2 separate regions of the Homo sapiens genome follow, and region 1 is linked to region 2. Evidence: chromatin contacts called from ENCODE Hi-C or POLR2A ChIA-PET data. All regions are on one chromosome and are shown on one strand. The core of a region is the stretch at or near the end of the contact, and the rest is flanking DNA. Distances in the headings are between cores, read along the strand shown. Region 1 overlaps NME7 (NME/NM23 family member 7). Region 2 overlaps ATP1B1 (ATPase Na+/K+ transporting subunit beta 1).

Region 1 (6,290 bases), core at 145-2,644, 180 kb before region 2:
TTTGCCACTTGCTAACTTGTAAGGGCTTGTTACTTAAGCTTTCTGAGTCTCATTTTTCTCATTTGTACACTGTGGATATATTTATTTTGTTTAGCACATGCAGAATTTATTAGGTGCTGAATTTCAGTCATTCCCAAATATTCATTGAGAAACTGCTAGTGAACAAGTAATAAAGATGGACTAAGCCCTGGTGCTCTCCAACACATAGAGGTCAGCTAGATAGGAGAAAACCATCGAAGGAGACTGAGAGGGAGTAGCCAGTGAGGTAGGAAGAAAGGCAAGTAATGAAAGCATTCCAGAGTGTAGGATGTGACAAACTGTGTCAAATACTGTTGGTCAGGTAAGGTGAGGGCTGAGAATAATTAACCAGTGGACTTAGCAACATGGAGGTAGTAAGGGATTTTAATGAGCAGCTTTGGTGGAATGAAAACCTAATTGGTTGTGGATTTAAAAGAGACTGTAGGAGAGGAAGTAAAAATGGAAATGGAAAAGAAAGACATTTCTTTTGAATTTTGTTGTGAAGGGAACAGACCAATGGGAACTCTCGAAAGAGCATGCCCTTTCTAGTTTGCTACTCTATCATATTCTCTTGTCACACCACTTCTACTTCATTCCTTCATTGATCATCTGCCAGGTCCCTGTAGGTATTTGAATTTTCATCTGTACCATAAAGGTTCTCTCGGACCATGCAATCAAAGCATCTGGTATAGGACTAAAAGGGGTAGTTGCTGTTGTTATTGATTAAAAAGAATAATAAATAATGGCAGCAATATGATAGAAAGGCAGTTGGTATCTTAGGAATAGAACACTTTTTATTCTAGTGTCTTACCACTGGAAATGCTCAGGTGTATACACTACTATTTGAATAATTCCTCATCATCCTTGTGTTTAAAAAAATGCTCATCAGTGTGGCACATTAACACATTCTATAATCTTTTCATTTTAAATTTAATGAAAAATAAATACAGTTGATCCATAAACAACACAGGTTTGAACTGCACGAGTCTACTTATATGTGGATTTTTTTCAACAGAAGGATTGAAAATGCAGTATTTGCAAGAGGTGAAACTCACATCTACAGAGATTTGACTTTTCCTATAAGCAGGTTCCACAGGGCTGACTGCAGGACTTGAGCATGCATGGATTTGAGTACACACAGGGATTTGAGTACCAATCCCTTGTGTATACCAAGGGCTATTTGCATTGAGCCAGACATTGTTTTAGGTGCTAGGGGTCCTACAGAGCTATACAACTTAGTTCCCTCTTTTTCAAATTTATGATTTGATGGAAGATAAGTACCCAAATAACCATAACTTTGGGGGAACAAAGGTTGCCGGAAGGAGGCATCAGGAAATGCCTCCTAGTGGAAAGTGGTATTTGAGGTGGCTCTTTACACATTGGTAAGATTCTTTGGAGCTTGAGTCAGAGGGTTTTATAGGAAATAGTAGAAATAATAGCAGTGAAAGCTTAGAGACAGGAAAGCATCTAAATAATTAAAAGAACTGATTAGTGTGAACATCTTTGTGGCTAGTTCAAATTGTTGTGTTGTCATTTTAGTGAACCACATGCAAAGTGAATAACACAGCCTGAATCTGTTTATAAAACATGGTTCATTTGATTTTATTTTATACTAGGCCTATAGTTAGTTTTAAGTAGCTGTAGTTCTCAGATTCCTGATATTAATCTCTGTTCCTATAAAATTTCCTAGTTTTAAATTTTATTTTACATATTTTAATGAAAAATTTAAAATTAAATTTGTGTCTAATTAACTAATGCTTTGGGGAGAATAAGAACTTTATATTGGTATTTCCAATATTCAAAATTTATTAAATCTTTGTCCACTATATTCCTGGAACAAAATGACACATATTCTCATTGCTTTGATTGATACTTCTTTATATGCTCTTCTGGTTCTAAGTCTTGAAACAGGGTTAATTTAATCAGTGTGTCTTTGTAAAACTCATTTTTAGAAAATCTGAAACAAAAAATTTATATGATGAAACTCTAAAAGTAATTGCATGATTCTCCTCCCCCACAGAAATATCTTGTAAGTTCAAGATAAGAGATCACATTTGTCAAAATCATTTCTCTCTGTCTTTAGGAAATGGAGTTGTTTTTTCCTTCAAGTGGAGGTTGTGGGCCGGCAAACACTGCTAAATTTACTAATTGTACCTGTTGCATTGTTAAACCCCATGCTGTCAGTGAAGGTATGTTGAATACACTATATTCAGTACATTTTGTTAATAGGAGAGCAATGTTTATTTTCTTGATGTACTTTATGTATAGAAAATAAAGTATACTTTTAGTATTTCCATTTTTTTTCTTTGAAGGCACTTGAGTAAAGGTGACAAAATATAAGGGAAAATCTGTCTAAATCTCTATTTGTCTTTTCTTTGTGGATTTTTAGGAGGTGTTCTTTGAGTTGCTGATCATGCTCAGGCTCAGTCATACTGTTACAGATCTTGGCTAATTGACTTTTAGTCTGCCTTCTCTCTTTCTAATCACAAATTGTGATTCACTTAATTTACTTCAATAGCACTTTTTTTTTTTTTTTTTGAGACAGAGTCTAGTTCTGTTGTCCAAGCTGGAGTGCAGTGGCATGATCTCGAGTTACTGCAACCTCAGCCTCCCGAGTAGCTGGGACTACAGGCACATGCCACCATGCCCAGCTAATTTTTGTATTTTTAGTAGAGACAGGGTTTCACCATATTGGTCAGGCTGGTCTCAAACTCCTGACCTCAGATGATCTACCCACCTCGGCCTCCCAAAGTGCTGGGATTATAGGCATGAGCCACTGTGCCCAGCCAATAGCACTCCTGTTGTACAAATTAAAACAATGTCTGCCATACCTCTAGTATACCCTTTCTGAGAAGGCTGGAGAAATTTCCTTCAGTTCTTTGTATCTGAAACAGTTCTTTGACATATGTATGTATATACATGTTTGCATATATATACATATATAAAGAGAAAGAGTTTGCAAGTTCTTTTCTTATTTTTGTCTCAATTTCTTTATTTTATTTATTTTAGTCTGGTATATATATTTTTGTTAGGTATCTCAAATCTTTTTGGAAGTAAGATGGGGTATGGTTAAAAAGATCACCCTTAAAAAACTAGAATATACTAAATAATATACAGAAGTGATTGGATTTTAAAATTTTATGTCTCCTAAGTATCCAAGTAATCCATGTATATAGTAGAAAATTGGAAATAAAAAACCATTAAAAATGAAGTAAAAAAATACTGAATTCCCATCACCTGAAGATAGTCATTGTTAATGTTTTGATGCATTTCCTCCAAATCATTTTTTTCTGCATTTGTATGTGCATGTGTGTACACTGCTACACATGAATGTAATGGTTGAGATGTAGGTCTATAGGCTGTTGTTTAAATATAATTTTTGTGAGCATTTCTGGCTGCTGTTAAGTCCTCATTAATATTTTAATAGATTCTTTAATATTTAACAGCAATTGTATAGATGTAGTATGGTATTTGGATACTTAGGTTGTTTTCAGTGTTTTGATATTAAAATTAAAACTTTGAAGAATATCTTTATACGTAAATATTTGATGATATCTCTAATCTTTTCCTCTGGCTAGTTTCCTAGAAATAGAATTACTTGTTGGAAGGATATGAGCCTTAAAGATCTTGCTGCATAATTAATACTTCTTTAATTTTTTAGGAAGTATTTTAGTATATTGTAAATCCTTAGGACCATGATTATAAGTAACTAACATGCAGCATGGATAACAAACACTTATGGAGAATATACCATTATGTGCCAGGTGGCAGACTGGTTCCTTATACATTATTTTTAATCTTCACAGCAAGTATGTCAAGTAGGTAAATTTGTTGCTCTTTTCCAGATAGGCAAGCTAAGGTTCCATGAGATTAAGTTGTTTCTCCTAATTTGGAATGGAAATTGAGGATGCAAACCCTGTTTGTTTGTTTGTTTGTTTTTAATCTCCATTCTGTTCCCTCTATACTCTATTGCCCTAATAGCAATAGCCACAAAAAAGTCACATGGCACATGATTAGTAACAATTCCATAGGAAGTGATAGTAATATTTGAAATGGCTGGTGTTGAAAATTTATGGAAAAAAACCTGGGATTTTATGTTTCACTCATTTTTCTTAGCTGGAGAGATTGTGTATGTGTATGTGAGTGTCTACACAGGTGTGGTATCCCTAATCCAAAAATCTGAAACCCAAATTACTCCAAACTCCAAAACTTTTTGAGCACAGACATGAAGCTCAAAGGAAATGGTCGTTGTAGCATTTTCAACCACTGGTTTATGTTTATTGGATTTTTGAATTGGGTATGCTCCACAAATACGTATCTACAGATATTTCAAAATCAAAAAAAAAATTGAAATCCAAAACACTGCTTGTCACAAGCATTTCTGTAAGGAATATTCAACCTGTACACACACACATGCACATACATACACCCGTGTATATTTGTGTACATATACATATATACATAAACACACATAGTACACTCACATTTTGAAAAAGTTCTTGTTTATAGGCATCAACTTTTTAAAAAGCTTATCCTTGACACCCTAAAATGTTTTATTCAATTTACCTGATCTAATCCTTTTCAAGGAAAAATATGTTGCAAGGAGAGTGAAATAAAATAAAGTGGTACTAGAATAAATACTAGTTGTATACCTTAATAATTGCACATATAGCTGGGAGAACTGATAGCCACATGGAGAAAATTGACACGGGACCCCTTCCTTATACCGTATACAAAAATTAACTTAAGATGAATTAAAGACTTAAATGTAAAACCCAAAACTATAAAAACCCTAGTAGAAAATCTAGTCAATAGCATTCAGGACATAGGCATGGGCAACAATTTTGTGAACAAAATGTGAAAAGCAATTACAACAAAAACAAAAATTGCCAGATTGGATCTAATTAAACTAAAGAGCTTCTGTACAGCAAAATGAACTATCATCAGAGTGAACAGACAACCTACAGAATGAGAGAAAATTTTTGCAATCTATCCATTTCACAAAGGTTTAATATCTGGAATCTACAAGGGACTTAAATTTACAAGAAAAAACAACCTCATTAAAAAGTGGTCAAAGGACATGGACAGACCCTTCTCAAAAGAAGACATTCATGCACCCAACAAACACATGAAAAAAAGCTGAAGTCAAATTGCTAACTAGAATAACCAATGCAGAGAAGAACATGAATGACCTGATGGAGCTGAAAAGCATAGCACAAGAACTTTGTGAAGAATACACAACTATCAATAGTCAAATCAATCAAGTAGAAGAAAGGATGTCAGTGACTGAAGATCAACTTAATGAAATAAAAAGAGAAGACCAGATTAGAGAAAAAAGAATAAAAAGAAATGAACAAAGCCTCCAAGAAATATGGGATTATGTGAAAAGACAAATCTGCGTTTGATTGGTGTACCTGAAAGTGACGGGGAGAATGGGACCAAGTCGGAAAACACTCTTCAGGATATTATCCAGGAGAACTTCCCCAAACTAGCAAAACAGACCAACATTCAAATTCAGGAAATACAGAGAACACCACAAAGATGCTCCTCGAGAAGAGCAACCCCAAGACACATAATCATTAGATTCACCAAGGTTGAAATGAACAAAAAAATGTTAAGGGCAGCCAGAGAGAAAGGTTGGGTTACCCACAAAGAGAAGCCCATTCAGACTAACAGCAGATATCTTTGCAGAAACCCTACAAGCCAGAAGAGAGTGGGGGCCAATATTCAACATTCTTAAAGAAAAGAATTTTCAACCCAGAATTTCATATCCAGCCAAACTAAGCTTCATAAGTGAAGGAGAAATAAAATCCTTTACAGACAAGCAAATGCTGAGGGAATTTGTCACCACCAGACCTGCCTTACGAGAGCTCTTGAAAGAAGCACTAAATATGAAAAGGAACAACCAGTACCAGCCACTGCAAAAACATACCAAATTGTAAAGAACATCGACACTATGAAGAAACTGCATTAACTAATGGGCAAAACAACCAGCTAACATCATAATGACAGGATCAAATTCACAACTAACAGTATTAACCTTAAATGTAAACAAGCTAAATGCCCCAGTTAAAAGACATAGACTGGCAAATTGGGTAAAGAGTCAAGACCCATCAGTGTGCTGTATTCAGGAGACCCATCTCACTTGCAAAGACACATATAGGCTCAAAGTAAAGGGATGGAGGAATATTTACCAAGCAAATGGAAAGCAAAAAAAGCAGGAGTTGTAATCCGAATCTCTGATAAAACAGACTTTAAACCAACAAAGATAA
Region 2 (6,131 bases), core at 3,156-5,655:
TGTTGCCCAGGCTGGTCTTGAACCCCTGCCTTCAAAGGATCCTCCTGCCTCAGTCTCTCAAAGTGCTGGGATTACAGGCATGAGCTACCACACCGGCTGCAACACGACTTTGTAAGGAATATCATGTGCATTAAACGGCCACCATTGTTCAGGGCCAAGAAGCTGTACACATTCACCATTTTTTCTTACATTTCACTTCCATTCTGTAGTTTAGTCTCTCCTCTCAGATTTCATGTTTGGCCTCTCAGTTTATCCAATATTATCGCCATACAGGCCCAAATACACTCACTGCACAATTGCCACTGCTTGATATGGCCACATTCACACGTTATTGAGAAGAGATCCAACTACAAGGTATTCCGGTGTACAAAGGGCAGTCAATACCCAGTCAGGCTGGATTTGCATTCATGCCTCAAATTCAGCTGATAATATTATTAGTAAGTCTTTATATCTTTAAATCATATGCAAACTTTCACACCCACTAGGTGTATCTAACTCAAATTTACAATTTTCCCTCTTTAACTAAACATGAAAATGGAGGCTTTAAAGATACTAATGTGAAGCCAAAAAATTGTCAGGGTATTCTTAAACACACTGTTTGTCTGCATACTTAAGGAGTTATTTCCTATGCAAAATACAAACTTCTAACACGTACTCTGAAAAATGCCAAGGAGGGTCCTTGGCATTGAAAAATGCCAAGGAGGGTCCTCAGGCAACACAGGGCCATAAGGGGTGGCCCAAGAGCTGCACTTTGTGGCAGCCGGCACTCTGCTGGCCTGGCCTGATCAAGGTTCGGCACTCTGCTGGCCTGGCCTGATCAAGGTTACTGTCATTTTCATATGAATGTCATGTCCCTTGGTAAAGGCCCCCGAAAAACCCCACAGGGTAAGGCAGGTGAAGAGGAGGGGCCTGGCCTAGACTCTCCTGAAAGGTGATGGGGGAAGGGATGAGGAAAAGAAGAGACAGAAATTACCAGGCCAAAGAACAAGGAAGATGGAGGACTGAGGACTTTTCCTGTGACTCAGACCACAGGACAGGAATGCATTTTTCCAAGATGAGCCACCAGCATTCCTTTGGAGAAGTCAGGGTTTGTCAGGTCAGTCCAACTGCTGTGAGCACACTAAATATAGGTACTAAGAACATGTCTTTTAGGAAGGGGATGGAAGGAAGGGAAGGGAGGCACCGTGAGAGGGTGTTGGAAAGGACTGAGCACTTCAGCCAGTTGATTTACAGGCAAGGTCATTTCCAAGTCCTTACTTACAAGGTTGGGCCCTTTGGCTATTTCTTTTCCAAAGTTAAATTTTCCTTTCTGCAAAGGGCACAAAGAGAATTTTTAGTTTCATTAAAGGCTGACTCCTCAAAGTTTATATAGTCAAGGACCATTTTTTTTTTTAATCTAGGAAATTTCCTGAAGAAAATATTTGACTTTGTAGTCGTATTTGGCTTTGAGTATAAGAATTATAAAACAGCAGCAGGCCAGGCATGGTAGCTCATGCTCACACCTCCCAGCACTTTGGGAGGCCGAAGTGGGTGGATCACCTGAGGCCAGGAGTTCGAGACCAGCCTGGCCAACATGGTGAAACCTTGTCTCTACTAAAAATACAAAAATTAGCCAGGCATGGTGGTGCATGCCTATAATCCCAGCTATTTGGGAGGCTGAGACAGGAGAATCGCTTGAACCTGAGAGGCGGAGACTGCAGTGAGCTGAGATTGCGCCACTGCACTCCAGCCTAGGTGACAGAGCAAAACTCTGTCTCAAAAAAAAAAAAGAATTATAAAATCACATCATGATGGAAGAATAACTTTTAAATGGCATAACAAAGAACAAAAACAAAATATCCGCACCAATTAAAATTACAACTAATGGTACCACAAAGTTCTAGCAGAAGAGGACATGAAAAGACACAATGCTTCCCTATCACCATACCCAACGTAAAACATGTTTCAGCTTCTCTGCATACTCCAGAATTCTTGCTTCAACCTTTCCACAGACCCACCTCTTGTGGAAAACAGTTGCTGGAAACTGGATTATTAAGCAGGTTTAAGTTATGTTATTTACTTACGTGATTTTTTTTTTCCACTTCCCCAATCCCTCAGCTCTAAATTTATCTGGAAATATTTTGAGTTTTTCTTACAGTGGAGAACTATTTGACTTAGGGCTACACAACAATGCTTGCCACCTCCGTATTTTGAAGATCTTCCTCTGTGAATCCTTCCCACATTCAAGGAGGTACGCAGGAAAAGCCTGTGGCAGGCAGTAGCCCTTGATCTAGGCTGCTCAGGGCCACGTAGATCATCTGAAGATTGTCACCTAAATACAGCTGTTACTAAACCTTTGCCAAGGGAAAGCAGAGAAGGGACAAGTCATTGCCATCCCTCAGCAGCAGCTTCAAGGTCATTCGTAAGTGAGAGCCCGGAAGTTATGCAACACTTTCTCTCTAGGTCCTCCAGACAATGATTTTTACAACAGCCAGATGGTAAATTCACGTTTGTGGCTATTCCACTGCCTTGTCCTATCAGCATCAGGCATGATGGCCATGGGCCTTTCACGACTGGTGTGGACACACATAGCTCTACACTGATGGCACCCAAGTCACAGCAGGGACTCGTGTGGCAGTTTGCATTTCTTATGATAATCTTTTTGTTCACCCAAGTTTTTAAGAGCTAAAAGAGACAGTTAATTAAACTACAAAGTGGGACCAGAAAGCTGGCAAATGAGATGCTTATTAAATCAATGGGTATAAATATTGAGAAGTAAGAGTGACTTTGTTCAAGCTCAAACTGCAAATTAACAGCAGGTGGGACAATAGACCCCTAAAGTCATGGCTCCTCTCCCTGTGAGTAGCTGCCCATTCCACAGCTTCTTATCATCTCTAAAAATAAGTTCACCTTTTAAAACAGGAGCCCAAGTGACTTTTTTAAAAGAATTTACCTGAGTCATAGCCCCCCTCAAGAAGTAAAAAAATGTCTGTTAGAGTTGAAAAGGTCTGGAAAGGATCCCACTAACCAAACCCTAGAATATGAAAAATGAGAAGACAGAGGCCCCCATCAGAACTCAATCTGTTCACAGTCACATAGCTGGTGGGTAGCAGGCTGGCCAAGAACCAGGACGCTTCACCCTCACTCTAGAACTGGGCAAATAAGATGTCTGCAACCCGTGGGAGCTCTGCCTGCAATGCGGGTAGGACATCTGGCTGCAGCCGAGAGAAGTTTCTCTTTTCCCTTTTCATGGTTGCTTTAAGACTACATTATAGAGTAATTTTCCAAAGAATTTTTTCTCAATAGAAAAAGTGACACCCATGCTATCTCTGAAGGAAATGAAGCTATTCATGTGGATTTTACCTGGCGGGGCCACTCGGTCCTGATATGTGGGCTTAAATTCACTGATGGTGAGCAGCATCACTTGGATGGTTCCGATGAAGATGCCAGCCAGGCAGCCATAAAATATTACGTAGAATAGAAGGATCTTAACTGCAAGAAGAACAGAAACAAAAAGCTGTGATGCAGTCATATGCTCAGAATGAAAGTTTAATCTTCCCACGGATGAACAAGCTTCCTTCCTGGTTCCCCCGGTCCCATGATTTCTTCCTTGTCCAACGTCAAGAGTGCACCTCACCCCACTGACACAGGGTGAAAATCGAGAAGCTGGGCAGCCCTCCACTTGCAGTGTGTATGGGAGGTGGTTAAGGGTAGGAGGAATGTTCAGCTAGAACTAGGATCCTTATATTTTTTTATTCCCTAAATTTTAAAAAAAGTATCCATATTTTTTATTCTCAAAATTATAAAAAAAATCATGAAGATCACCAATAAAATCTAGAGCTATGTTTGGATGCTTATGCAATGAATTTAAAATATGACAGTATACTCCCTTAGAGACCTATGTTTTCTTTGCTTGCATATCCCTTGACATTTAAATACTACAATCCAAGCTCTGCTGTTTCTCCAAATGCTCAGATGCCTGAGGGTTATTTTGCTATGGCAGAGCAATGAATCCTGAGAAACCCAGTGATGATATCCTCCTGTTTTTTTTACTATCACTCTCCCTTTGGTTTGTATTATCAACAAAGCACACTCTTTCCCCTCGGAGGACAAGACAAGGGGAAAAAAAGAAAATTCTATAGTGAAAATGACCAGCACATTTTAATTCCATCTTCTGGAACTGGAACAAGAATAATGACTGACTTGCTGGGCTGCATTTTCTTTTTCCCATAGTTAACAAGACAACAGGATGGAGGCTGAAATAGCTGCAAAAGCAAAAAAAAAAAAAAAAAAAGACTCAACACATAGATGGGAATGAGGGTGGCTATCAGTTACTGGTTTACAAGGATTATCTCCCTGATTAGCTGCATAGTAACAGGCTGTACTAGGCATTGCCTGGCAGTCCTGTGCCAGCCAAACGACTCAATGTGAATGCAAAACAGGGAACAAGTGAACTGTAAGGTTATCGAGTCAGAAGCACGACTGCACAAAGGAGCCTTAGGTTACTGCTAAAAAGGTCCAGATCTCATGCATTAAAAATGCCAGGGTACTTGGAGAAAAGCCACTGAAAAACAGTATTATTGAAAAGAAGTATATGTGGTAGGAGGGGGCCAGGGAGGGAGTGGGTACACAACTGCAGGAATTAGCCTTGTTGCCCTGTCCATACATTTAAAAGCCCAACTTTCCTATCAGGCACTAAACAGTTAAAGGAAATCAGGCTACAGAGCTGTTAAAACAAGCAAAACACACAAAACCACAGCAAAATGCTTAATCATAATCCTTTTTCTCCTCTATCAAAAGCAAATAACAAGGAAAAAAGCAAAGACAGAAGTAAAGATAAGGAAGAAAGAAAAGGTTGTGTAATCCAGAACTACAGCACCCAACTCAATCACTCCCTCCCCGCAGGACAAGGGTTAAGTGCTGCATTCTGTATCCAAGCAGCAGTAGGCAAATGGCAACGCTGTGACGTCAAGAGATCTGGAAAATTTTTCCAGTGAATGCTCCTAAGAGGTGCAAGAGTTGGTGTAACAGTCAGCAAGGCAGCTATCGTAGCCCTGATTCAAGTTTCCTCTTGCTGCCCCCCACCCCCACCTCATCTTGGTGCTCTTACCTTACCTACATGTGCCCCTTCGAACAACTGAAACATCTCTATACTCATTCCCTGGACTCCAGATGCCTAATTCTAACAACATAAGAGGGTACATAATTGAGGCTACAGTTTAAAATACAAATAAGAGCAACGGAAAAACAAGTCATTTTGCAAGTACGCCGATTAAGCTCAGAAACAGACAGCCTTTCTATTCTGCCCACACGATATCCTAAGAAAAGTGAGGAATTTTCCCTTTTTGCTCTGAGATGTTAGTTGATAAAATCTCCCTAGTTACTGCCGTGAGGTCACTGGGAGAGAGTGGAGCACTCAGGACTAGAGGGGCCTATGCAGTGGCTCACTCAGACACAGGCCACCAGGGGCTCCCCACTAGCCAAAAAAAAGGCTAGATAAGTCACACCAACTATCTGGGGTGGCACTGTGAGGGGAGCTGAGAGGCTTCAGAGGCATCTCCCTTTCACGCAATTTTTCTTCTTTTAAAAAAAAGTAATACAGAGGTTTTTTTGGAAAAACAAACAAATGAACAAACAAACAGTGTGTACCCTTCAAAAGGTCACAGGCAGGCATCCAGGCCTAGCTGTAAATATAAAACCTACCAATGTCTGTATTAACCTAATAAAAAGGCAGAAGGCACAAAGTGATTTGCATGCTGTGATTTCTCCAGCAGGTGACAGGCGAGTCTCCTGCGTCCATCTTGGTGAAAATCTACCTATAAGCAAAATCGAGCCAAGGGCATCCTGCCCTCGCCCCAAGGGCATCCATGTTGGGCCCAGTGCTGGAAAAGGGGCATTTTCTCCGTAGGAGACGGTAATTGCTGCCGCCTTTTCTACCTAAGAGAGGCTCTGACAGTTTTTACACTGCCAGAAAGGGGCAGACATATTAGCACAAAACAAAAAGGGGATTTTTAGCCCAGCACCTGTACCGTGGAACATGGAAGGGAAGAGGAGGCAAGTACAGCAGTCCTGGGTCTACATTCACAAATCAGCATACTGATAGCTTGCTGGATAGGATATCAAGACATAAAAATTGACACACACGGTCTCTC

The links. Hi-C counts contacts between places; a loop is a spot of excess contacts on that map. ChIA-PET counts read pairs that join two places held with the same protein, here RNA polymerase II (POLR2A). Pooled maps may share reads with other maps.
Region 1: a pooled map shows a loop between it and region 2 (2.3-fold over the local background). The contact joins two enhancer-like sites. A Hi-C loop is called at or near these places in 1 of 168 maps with a recorded cell type or tissue (PC-3) and 3 of 50 pooled maps. POLR2A ChIA-PET finds 5 or more read pairs at or near these places in 3 of 52 experiments (H1, HEK293 and SK-N-SH).

What each region holds. Positions count from the first base shown.
Region 1 is chr1:169,283,220-169,289,509 of GRCh38, reverse strand. NME7 (NME/NM23 family member 7) reads left to right here. Exons shown (of 12, transcript NM_013330.5): 7 at 2,102-2,207. Among named protein-coding and RNA genes, the nearest start is that of NME7, 81 kb to the left of the region's middle. Within about 2 kb of position 1,394, at least 2 of the 41 ENCODE cell types and tissues checked have a DNase peak (open chromatin) inside an H3K27ac peak, as active enhancers do.
Region 2 is chr1:169,108,710-169,114,840 of GRCh38, reverse strand. It overlaps ATP1B1 (ATPase Na+/K+ transporting subunit beta 1), which reads right to left. Exons shown (of 6, transcript NM_001677.4): 2 at 3,343-3,471. Among named protein-coding and RNA genes, the nearest start is that of ATP1B1, 5.1 kb to the right of the region's middle. RefSeq lists enhancers at 268-910, 916-1,210, 663-1,862 and a silencer at 916-1,210. Within about 2 kb of position 4,405, at least 12 of the 41 ENCODE cell types and tissues checked have a DNase peak (open chromatin) inside an H3K27ac peak, as active enhancers do.